3 separate regions of the Homo sapiens genome follow, and regions 1 and 2 are each linked to region 3. The links are chromatin contacts, found by Hi-C in ENCODE. All regions are on one chromosome and are shown on one strand. Each heading gives the region's core, a stretch centred on a gene start or an enhancer-like site at or near the end of the contact. The rest is flanking DNA. Distances are from core to core; before and after follow the strand shown.

The links. A loop is a pair of places that touch in the nucleus more often than their neighbours do. Pooled maps may share reads with other maps.
Region 1: a map of CD4-positive, alpha-beta T cell shows a loop between it and region 3 (8-fold over the local background). The contact joins the enhancer-like site here to the promoter of CCDC191 in region 3. A Hi-C loop is called at or near these places in 7 of 168 maps with a recorded cell type or tissue (CD4-positive, alpha-beta T cell, CD4-positive, alpha-beta memory T cell, CD8-positive, alpha-beta T cell and 3 more) and 15 of 50 pooled maps.
Region 2: a loop to region 3 is called in a pooled map, with 5 times the contacts of the local background. The contact joins the promoter of ZBTB20-AS4 here to the promoter of CCDC191 in region 3. A Hi-C loop is called at or near these places in 2 of 168 maps with a recorded cell type or tissue (CD4-positive, alpha-beta memory T cell and posterior vena cava) and 4 of 50 pooled maps.

Annotation. Positions count from the first base shown.
Region 1 is chr3:115,782,801-115,785,500 of GRCh38, reverse strand. No RefSeq gene overlaps it. Among named protein-coding and RNA genes, the nearest start is that of SNORD155, 120 kb to the left of the region's middle. RefSeq lists enhancers at 247-925, 957-1,457 and a silencer at 1,167-1,216. Within about 2 kb of position 1,405, at least 38 of the 41 ENCODE cell types and tissues checked have a DNase peak (open chromatin) inside an H3K27ac peak, as active enhancers do; they include CD4-positive, alpha-beta T cell, CD8-positive, alpha-beta T cell, PC-9 and 1 more, where a contact is called at or near this core.
Region 2 is chr3:115,098,895-115,101,871 of GRCh38, reverse strand. It overlaps ZBTB20-AS4 (ZBTB20 antisense RNA 4), which reads right to left and starts at 1,449. Exons shown (of 2, transcript NR_046877.1): 1 at 1,281-1,449. All of the region lies in intron 1 of ZBTB20 (zinc finger and BTB domain containing 20), which reads left to right. RefSeq lists an enhancer at 1,229-1,358.
Region 3 is chr3:114,055,092-114,057,957 of GRCh38, reverse strand. CCDC191 (coiled-coil domain containing 191) reads left to right here and starts at 1,432. Exons shown (of 17, transcript NM_020817.2): 1 at 1,432-1,581. The coding sequence starts at 1,492. QTRT2 (queuine tRNA-ribosyltransferase accessory subunit 2) reads right to left here and starts at 1,221. Exons shown (of 10, transcript NM_024638.4): 1 at 1,094-1,221; 2 at 852-959. RefSeq lists an enhancer at 1,281-1,690.

The DNA.
Region 1 (2,700 bases), core at 156-2,655, 1.7 Mb before region 3:
TTCTGAGCAGCTACTGGTCTATTTCCCAAAGGACAAGTGAGCCCACAGAGGTCAGTGGAGAGAGGGAGAGAGTGTGTGTGTGCATGCTCATGAAACGTGGATCAGAATAACAAAAGCAGATGTAGCTGATGGCAGAGGGGCAAGGCTGGAGTTAATAAACCAGCACGCACAGAGGGTTCTGTCAGATGCAGGGAATGCATGACATAATTGTTTCTGCCTCTAATGATCTCAGTGATGTGGGAGACATGAGAATATTAAAACAAGACAGAAAAACGGAAACTCATTTCTAGCAGCTGCCAAACAAAATGGGACGTAAAGCAGGAGAGAGGTATATTGAAATGTTCACAAGGTTCACTTCACCAAAATGAAACTTTACCTCTCACGGATGTCAAATCCTCACCTCTCTCTCATGCAGAAGTCCCCTCCCATTTCCCATCAAACTGTTGCTCCCTGCATTCTTTCTGCATCCTTCCCTGTCACTCTCTTCCCTCGTCACTGTCACTTTGCCTCTCTTGCTTTTTAATCTCTTTCATTTTTCCCCTTCCTTCCTCCCTTCTCCATTATCCTGTCACCACAAACATGCTCTTACAGTTGTTCTCCCCCCTTCCCTCTCTCTCTCTCACACGCGTACACGCACACAAGAACATACACGCACAGACCACACCCCTTCTCATTCATTAGTAATCAACCTGGGAGCCACATCTCCTAATCCCAGCAGTTGAATGGAGCTGTAAAAATGCTCCCTTTGAAAAACACCCAGAAGTGACGCTCCCCGGGCTGCAGGTGGGCGGTGGTGTCGGCGCTGCTGCGATGCTTGCTCCTGCCACGAGGGGGCAGCAGTGCGCGCCGAACGCCGCGCTGCCCGTCGGCGCAGGGAAGGCGGCGCGGACGGCTGCTCACCCGGTGTCACCCGTCACCGCGGCTGACAGCCTGCGTCAGGATTCCGCCCGCGTCCCAGGCGAGCACGGAGGGGCGCAGAGAATAAGCAAACGATTTCTGATGAGTGCGGGCGGGGTGAATTCCGCCTCGGGCTAGTACAGATAGATCTTTTCCAGAAACAAAGGAGTGAGTCAGGCCGCCTGTGAGTCGAGAAGGGAGAGAGGCAGGGCTGGGCGCGACCGCTCGGCCCGGCCGCCTAGCTTCTCCCCGCCCGCCTACCTGCGCCCTCCCTCCTGCCCTGCGGCCCGCGCACCCCCCGCCCACCCGCTCGCGCTGCTGCGGGGCTCCTTCCCCAGGCAGCTGCAGGCGCCGCCCGGTCGGGAGGAAGCTAGAAGGCGGTGTTGCTTGGCCACCTGGGGGCGGGGATGGAGCCGGCCTGCAGAGAGGGAGCGCGGGTGTGTTGGGGGCAGGGTGGGTTTGCAGCCTTTCCTAGGGGTGCGGCTTCCAGCAGTGACGGCAGGGTGAACTCGGCGGCAGGGGGCGGCAACGCTTCTGTCAACCGGCAGCCTCCGCGTGGCTGGGTACTAGAGCTCTGCACATGTTTGTCATAGGTCAGCTCCCCCGACACGCGCGCGCACACGGGGTCCTGGGGTCTTGTTGCGATTCCGCCCCCTTTTACTCCAAAAGAGAGGTAACAGCGTCAACAAGCAGAATAATAAAAAGCGTTTATCGAGTGCTACGCGCAAGGCAGGCTCTGTTTTTACAGTAAATCTATTATTAATTTTAATAAAATGATAGTAAATAATAACAATATGCCCAAATGATGCTGATTGATAACTATCTTATTTCCTTCGTTTTAAGTTGAGAGGATGCAGAAGTATTTTTTTTTCTTTTTCAAGAAGATAGCTAGGTCTGGTTCTCCCTATTTCCAGAGGAGCAAGATGCCTTTATATTTACTCGTGTTGGAAAAACTAGGGTTATAACTACTGTTGGACAGGATTCAGCCTCCGGGCTGTTTTCCCTCCGTGCATTTTTTTTGTTTTCTTTTGAGACGGCGTTTCGCTCTTGTTGCCCAGGCTGGAGTGCAATGGCGCAATCTAGGCTCACTGCAACCTCTGCTTCCCAGGTTCAAGCGATTCTGCTGCCTCAGCCTCCTGAGTAGCTGGTACTACAGGCGTGCGCCACCACGCCCGGGAAATTTTTGTATTTTTAGTAGAGACGGAGTTTCACCATGTTGACCAGGCTAGTCTCGAACTCCTGACCTCAGGTGATCCGCCTGCCTCGGCTTCCCAAAGTGCTGGGATTACAGGTGTGAGTCACCGTGCCCGCTCCGTGCATATTTTTTAAGTGGGAATTTTCATGTAACTGTCCCAATTTACAGCATCCCTTGAACAAGAGAACATCTAGAGACTTGACCTAAATGGTAACCCCATTGGTGGGAGTTGAGGAGCTGTTACTGCCATTAGAAGGGGCAAGTGGCTCTCCAGTTTGCCACAGTACCCACCTTGCCCTAATACGGACTGTTATTACTTGAAGCTGCACCCCTGGGGGAGGGCTACAAGTCAACCCTTTCTTCCCTAACACACACACACACACACACACACACTCACTCTCTCACACAATCTGTCTCTCAATCTCTCCTTTATTTATAAAAGTAAATATTAGACCATAAGTTTCACGAGAGAAGGAATTGTGTCTTATATTTCTTTTGAATCCCTCATAGAAATTCACTGATCTGGACATATTGTAGATACCGCTAAGAACTGCTGAATGGAAATCTGTTGAATAAAATGAGCAATGGAACATTATTTAAACTGTCAG
Region 2 (2,977 bases), core at 200-2,699, 1.0 Mb before region 3:
CTGTTGTTTCAAGGTAGTTTTGTTTATGCAGAGGGACATATTCTAATTTTTGAAGCATGTTAATACACAAAACCACATAAAAAGGATGATTTTTACAATTCATATACTTAGGATTATTGTTGCCCAAACGCAGGGTTTGAATAAGTCAAATGCACTTATATTTTTTATTTGTGTGTAAATATTTTTTAGAAAATTTTACCTCTATTATAATGTTCTTAAGTCCCATCTAAATGACACATAGCCAAACTGTATAGAAATATATTAAGGAAGGTGGGTGTCTAGATAGATAATAGTGCTAGAAGGAGATATGACTCGTCAAGCAGAGTCTAGTTTTTAAAAATTCGGGGACGAGGAGAGTGGCTTAAAACTATTTCTGTTTTCTGATGTTTGTAATTCTATAGCTGCAAATATATCACTTACAGGAGAAAGGGCACCTAGGAGTGGGGAAAGTGGGTGGGAAGCATGTGATGGGGTGAGGAGTATAATAACATCATAATTTTGGAACTAGAATATAGAAAAAATCTGGTTAGAAGTATCAGACAAAGAAAAACTGTTTTTTTTCTCTTTTAAGGCAAGTTTATTTAGAAGCATTGATTATTTTTATTTTTCCCTCCTAATAAAAGATTAAGGGTAACTGCTGTAGTTTCAGTCCCATATTCTATGAAATATCATCCTGATTGTGATGGTAGCTTCTTATGGGATTTATTTCTGTTGTTGTACCACTATGTACTATACGCATTGCACCTGTTCACACAGAGTACATTGCATTGTGATGTTTGTACAGCTAGATGCTTTAAATGAGAAGCCAATCTCCCTTCTTCTAGGTTCCTAGCCTATTAGTTACTTAATTAAGCTTAATTCTGTTTTGGTCTGTAATTTTGTAAGTCTGCAATTTTGTATATGGTCTCGATTTATTAACTGAGCAATGATTTCTTCTTTGCAGTTATCAGTTTTGTCTGAGATCAGTTTTCCTATTGTATGGAGTCTGTTTCTTACAGAGCCTCCTTTAAGACTGCTCTGACTTTAAAATCATTACTAGGCTTTTGTCAGAGCTGATTTGTTCACATTCTTCTCACATTAAAAATAAATTTAAAAGATTGCACAAATAAGCTATGCATTTCACTATTTCCTGCTTATATGCAAAAAATGTATTTATGATAATTACATGTACTGCCAGAACTGAAACAATACATTCCTCATAATGGAGCATAAATAAAGAAGGTGGAGCCAGCTGCTCTTAAACTGTTTATTTGCAAGCAATAATGATATAGAGAATATACCTTTTTCACTCTGTTAGTCTGGCAATACTGAACCTGTTGCTGCATTAGACGAGTTGCATTTTGCTGGATAGGGGAAGGAGAGCTGTCTGCTGTCTGGTAGGAGGGCTTTGTCTGTGCCTTTCTCTCTGTTTCTTTCTGTTTTTCTTTCTCTCTCTCTCTCTCTCCTCTTCTCTCTCTCTTACTCGCTTGCTCTGTCTCTGTCTCTCTCTCCCTCTCTTCCCCCCTCCCTCCTCTCTCTTGCTCTCTCTCTCTCTTCCCGTCTCTGTGGTTTGTAAGGTAGGTTGCAGTGTGTGTATATACACAACATCAAGAGCAGGAAAATGGACTCATTAGGGAGGCAGGCAGTCATTACCACTCACACTGTACTTCCAGGGAGACACCGATTATAAGAAGAGAAACTCAGCGCTGGGGAAGAAGGTAGGGCAGACAACTTTCTTAAAAAAAAAAAAATCCTGCTTCCTCAATGCCCCCTCTGTCATCTCCTTTAGCCCCCAATGCCTTTATTCTTTCCTGCTTGAATTTTAATTTCCAGATTTAAGTTTGACAGAGCTAGTGCTAGCTTAAAATTTAGAACATCTGTAGGAGGCCTACCCTTTACTAATTTTCTTCCTACTTACTTAGGGGTGTGCCCTTGTGATTCAGTTTTGTTACTTTAAAAATAATTACAAACAAATCTATTTTTCTCACTAAAGTACCAAATAAATCAGAATCTTTCACTCTTTTAAAACAGACCCTTCCGTATGTTTGTCTCTTTGCTTTTCTTGTCTGTTTATGCAATTCCATCTGTCTGTCTATATATCATGTTGTCCTTATTTATTGCTAACTCGGTTTTGTTAGTTATTTGCCAATGAGTTTTAGCTGCAGTGCCAGTGTGGGTATTACTAAAGTGAGACTCTTGTTCTTTGTTTTATGTTGAAGTTTAAAGTCCATATTTACAGTTTAAATCCTTGAAGCAGGTTGAATACTTTTTGCCAGCATGTTTATTTAATGCCATTGGACATAAGGTGAGGGGTAGTTGCTGAGGGTGGGTAAGAATGGAGTAATTATTTTTGTCATCACACACATAGAAACATTGCATCTGGGGGATGTATTTTTAAACAAATAAGGTATTCTGTTTTCTAACTTTTATTTTGCAGATGGGCTTTTACATTTATAGGAATATCACTTTGGTTAGTAAGAATGCGAACTTTCTTAACAAGCAGTTTTTATCCTAGGACAGTTTCCTTTTAGTATGTTACTGTTTATTTATGCTTGGGGAGGGTGGAGTGAGGGGCTGGCCATCTTTTTACAAAGTGGAAGCTATGAAGTGTATCAGGCCATCTTGCACAACAACTGTAAGTATTCATTTAACATTTTGGGGAGCATAAATAATATAATTTTTATTTCAAATTCAGTTTTGTGGTGCTTTCTTTTCCTTTATTTCTTTTTTTCTTTTTTATAGTGGGAAAAGTTACATTTCAAACTAGCAGACATTGTTGAAGAGTTTTCCCAGAATAGTGTTCTTCAAAATTGAAAGGATTATTTTAATAAGGGCCATTTGAAATGGACTTCTTAATGGAATTTTATTTCAGATTTGTCAAAGTAAAACTGCTCTTCATTTGATAAAATTTAAGTCACATAGATACACAAATGTTTCGGCATATACAGAGCAATGTTAGAAAATGGATGCTGATCTGTAGAGATCTTTGATAATAACA
Region 3 (2,866 bases), core at 183-2,682:
GAAGTTCCATCTGGTACACAAGCACATTATAATCTTAGTTTCCATTTTGCTATAGTGTTCTTCTTCTTTTCCCTTTCTCCCTCCCGCCTCTAATCCATCCTCCCAGTCTCTGCAATCTTTCTCCATTCTCATACAAATATTTAAACATACTTGCATATGGGAGGGAGTGTTTTGGTCAGGGTTTGCTTTTACAAAAATGGAAACATATTATACTATAATATATGCACTTCTCTGCAATTTGCTTTTCTCTCAAGAATAAACATTAGACGTCTTTCCTGAAGAAGAGACATAAAGCTAACTTACCCTTTTGAAAAAAACTACTTCGTGGTACTGCATAGTTTGTATGAGCACAATTTATTCAACCGCCTTTCAGACAGACCAGTTACAGAGCTGGTCCTAGGATCGCTGCAACAGTCCGAGGGCATAGCTTCCCTAACTTCATTTTCACCAATTTCAAATCAACTTTAGTTTACATTTCCTGGCAGAATGCTTCACATACATTTATTTTTAATCATTACAACACTCCAGTGATTCAGGTATTATCGTCCCCATTTTGCATGAGAAAACAGGGTCTCTGAGTTATTAAACAAGTTGCCTAGGGTCATATAGCCACAAAGTAGTTGAATTCAAAACTCCTGTTCTAAATCTTTACTCTGCTTTATAAGCCCATTTATCACCCCTAAATGGGCTGTCTCTGGAAACACCTCGGCTAAGCCAATAAGCCTGGATTTATCTTTGCTCCATGGGCCATCTCCATGGCCCCAGACCTCCCTAGGCACCTGGCTCAGAGATTGAAGACGGTCCCACCCTCCCATGGGCAGTTCGGAATAAAAACTTCCTGAAAACTCTACCTTTCAGCAGAGGCTAGTCGAAAGGGGCCCTTTTATCTCAGAGGTGTCGGCGACGCTCACACGATTTATGAGAATCTGAACTTACAGAAACCAATCCACCAGGACACCCTGAAAAGGGAAGCAGAGGAGACATGGCGGGAGTACAATCACCGTTACTGCAACACAACCAGGAAGCGTCTGGACGCGACGTGACTCATCCATCTCTAGCAGCTCCCACACCAGCAGGGCAAAGGGGCACTTACCTGCCAACAAACCATTCGACTCTTTCAGTCTTCAGACCCCTCAAACTCCTCACAGTTCACTACCACGTGTTGCAAAATTCTCTGCCCCAAAATCACTGCCTCCAGTGCAGAGCCAATCAGGGAGTACTGCGTCATCACTGGGCGCCAGAAAAAAAGCAAAGCCGACATTCAAGCGAGCCTTGATGACGGCAAGAGCGAGGGACCTCTGCCGTTGCTATGGTAACTGAGCCAACGCGAGCGGCCTGCGCAGAGCCTCGTGGGAGTGGTGGTTCGACGGTGTCCTATGCCTGCTTTCCTTGCGGGCGGAGGAACTACAATTCCCAGCGTGACCCGGAGGCAGCCCGGGCAGAAGGGCGGTTGCTGCAGCTTTGGCCGAGGTTCGGGCTCGAACTTGGAAAATGCTCCTGGCGCCTCAGGGAAGGTCCTTCTCAAAGAAAAGGATGGGGCTGAATCGCTGGAAACGGTTCACAAGGAAGCCGAGTCCCAAGGTGATCCCAATCGAGAGCTTTGGAGGGCGGGGACTTTCCCAAGGCGCGGCGCAGTCAGGAAGCCAGTCGCGGCCCGTCTGTGCTTCCTGCCTCTTCATCCTGAGCTGACACGCCCCTGCCTTGACCGCCCCAAAGCCAGCATTACCCTGAGTGAAATGCTCTAGGAGCTCTGGGGTCTGGGCACATTACGGCTTTGGTGGGCAGCATCGTGGAAGAACTGTTTGTAACGCTTTTCTAAAACCGGAGGTGTCTGCTAATGCCCATCGGGGTGAAAGGAGTTTGCAAACTCCGTTCCCCCTACCTTAAATTTTAGGAAACTTCTCGCACATTTCTTTCTTTTTCTCTCTCTTTTTTTTTTTTTGCAAATCTTGGGGTAATTGATCTTTATTAACGGGAGAGAGCTTCACATTAAATACCCTGCCTATATTCCTGCCCCTTCACTTTTACGTAAAGTATCTAAATAAACTCAGGAGTGCAAATGGATATTGAATACATTAATACTTGATTCACATAGTAATTTCTAAATTCAACCAACTTTCAAAAAATAGATTCTCTCCGTATCTATCACCCATTTGGATGCATTAGCACCTGAAGATAAGAAAAAAATAATAACCCCATTTTAAACTTGAAACATATGTGACATGTGCAAAGTCACAGTTGCACCGTGTGCTTTCCACAGACTACCTTTTTAACAGTCCCCAAAAAGATGCTTAAAATCTAAATGAGAGTACTAAAATGGAGAAGCTTCTCAGCTTTCAGCTACAGAGCAGTTTCACCAGCTGTTTTCACCCTTAAGTTATACTTTCCTAAATAATATTCTGTAGATGTATGTGGCCTTTTTGAGGGCCCCAGGCGATTGTTCTTGCGATTTATTCTAAATTTACCAGCTAAATGCATTGGACATATTCCACATGACAAATATGTTGCCCTAGATACTAGAGGGCACAGACTGAAGCATCAGGGAGACTTGGAAACTGAGGCTGCTGCTATTTCAATACATCAGTTGCATAATGTATTGGATCCAAGATAGGATATAGATATGGACTTGATGATGAAAGGTAAAAATTTAGAATAATTTCTTAGGACTCCAAAAGGAAGGATTTTTGCTGCTAGTGCTCATTATTACTGCCTAGAGAAAAAAAGGTAAAAACATAGGGCTTCTTCAAGTTCAGTTGTATTTTAATTAGATCAGCTCTTTCTTTGTTGCAGTGACAAAATTATTAAGCAGTACAGCTGCGTTAGTTATCAGTAAGATGCTTTGAAGGTAAAGTGTTAGGTAAGTGAA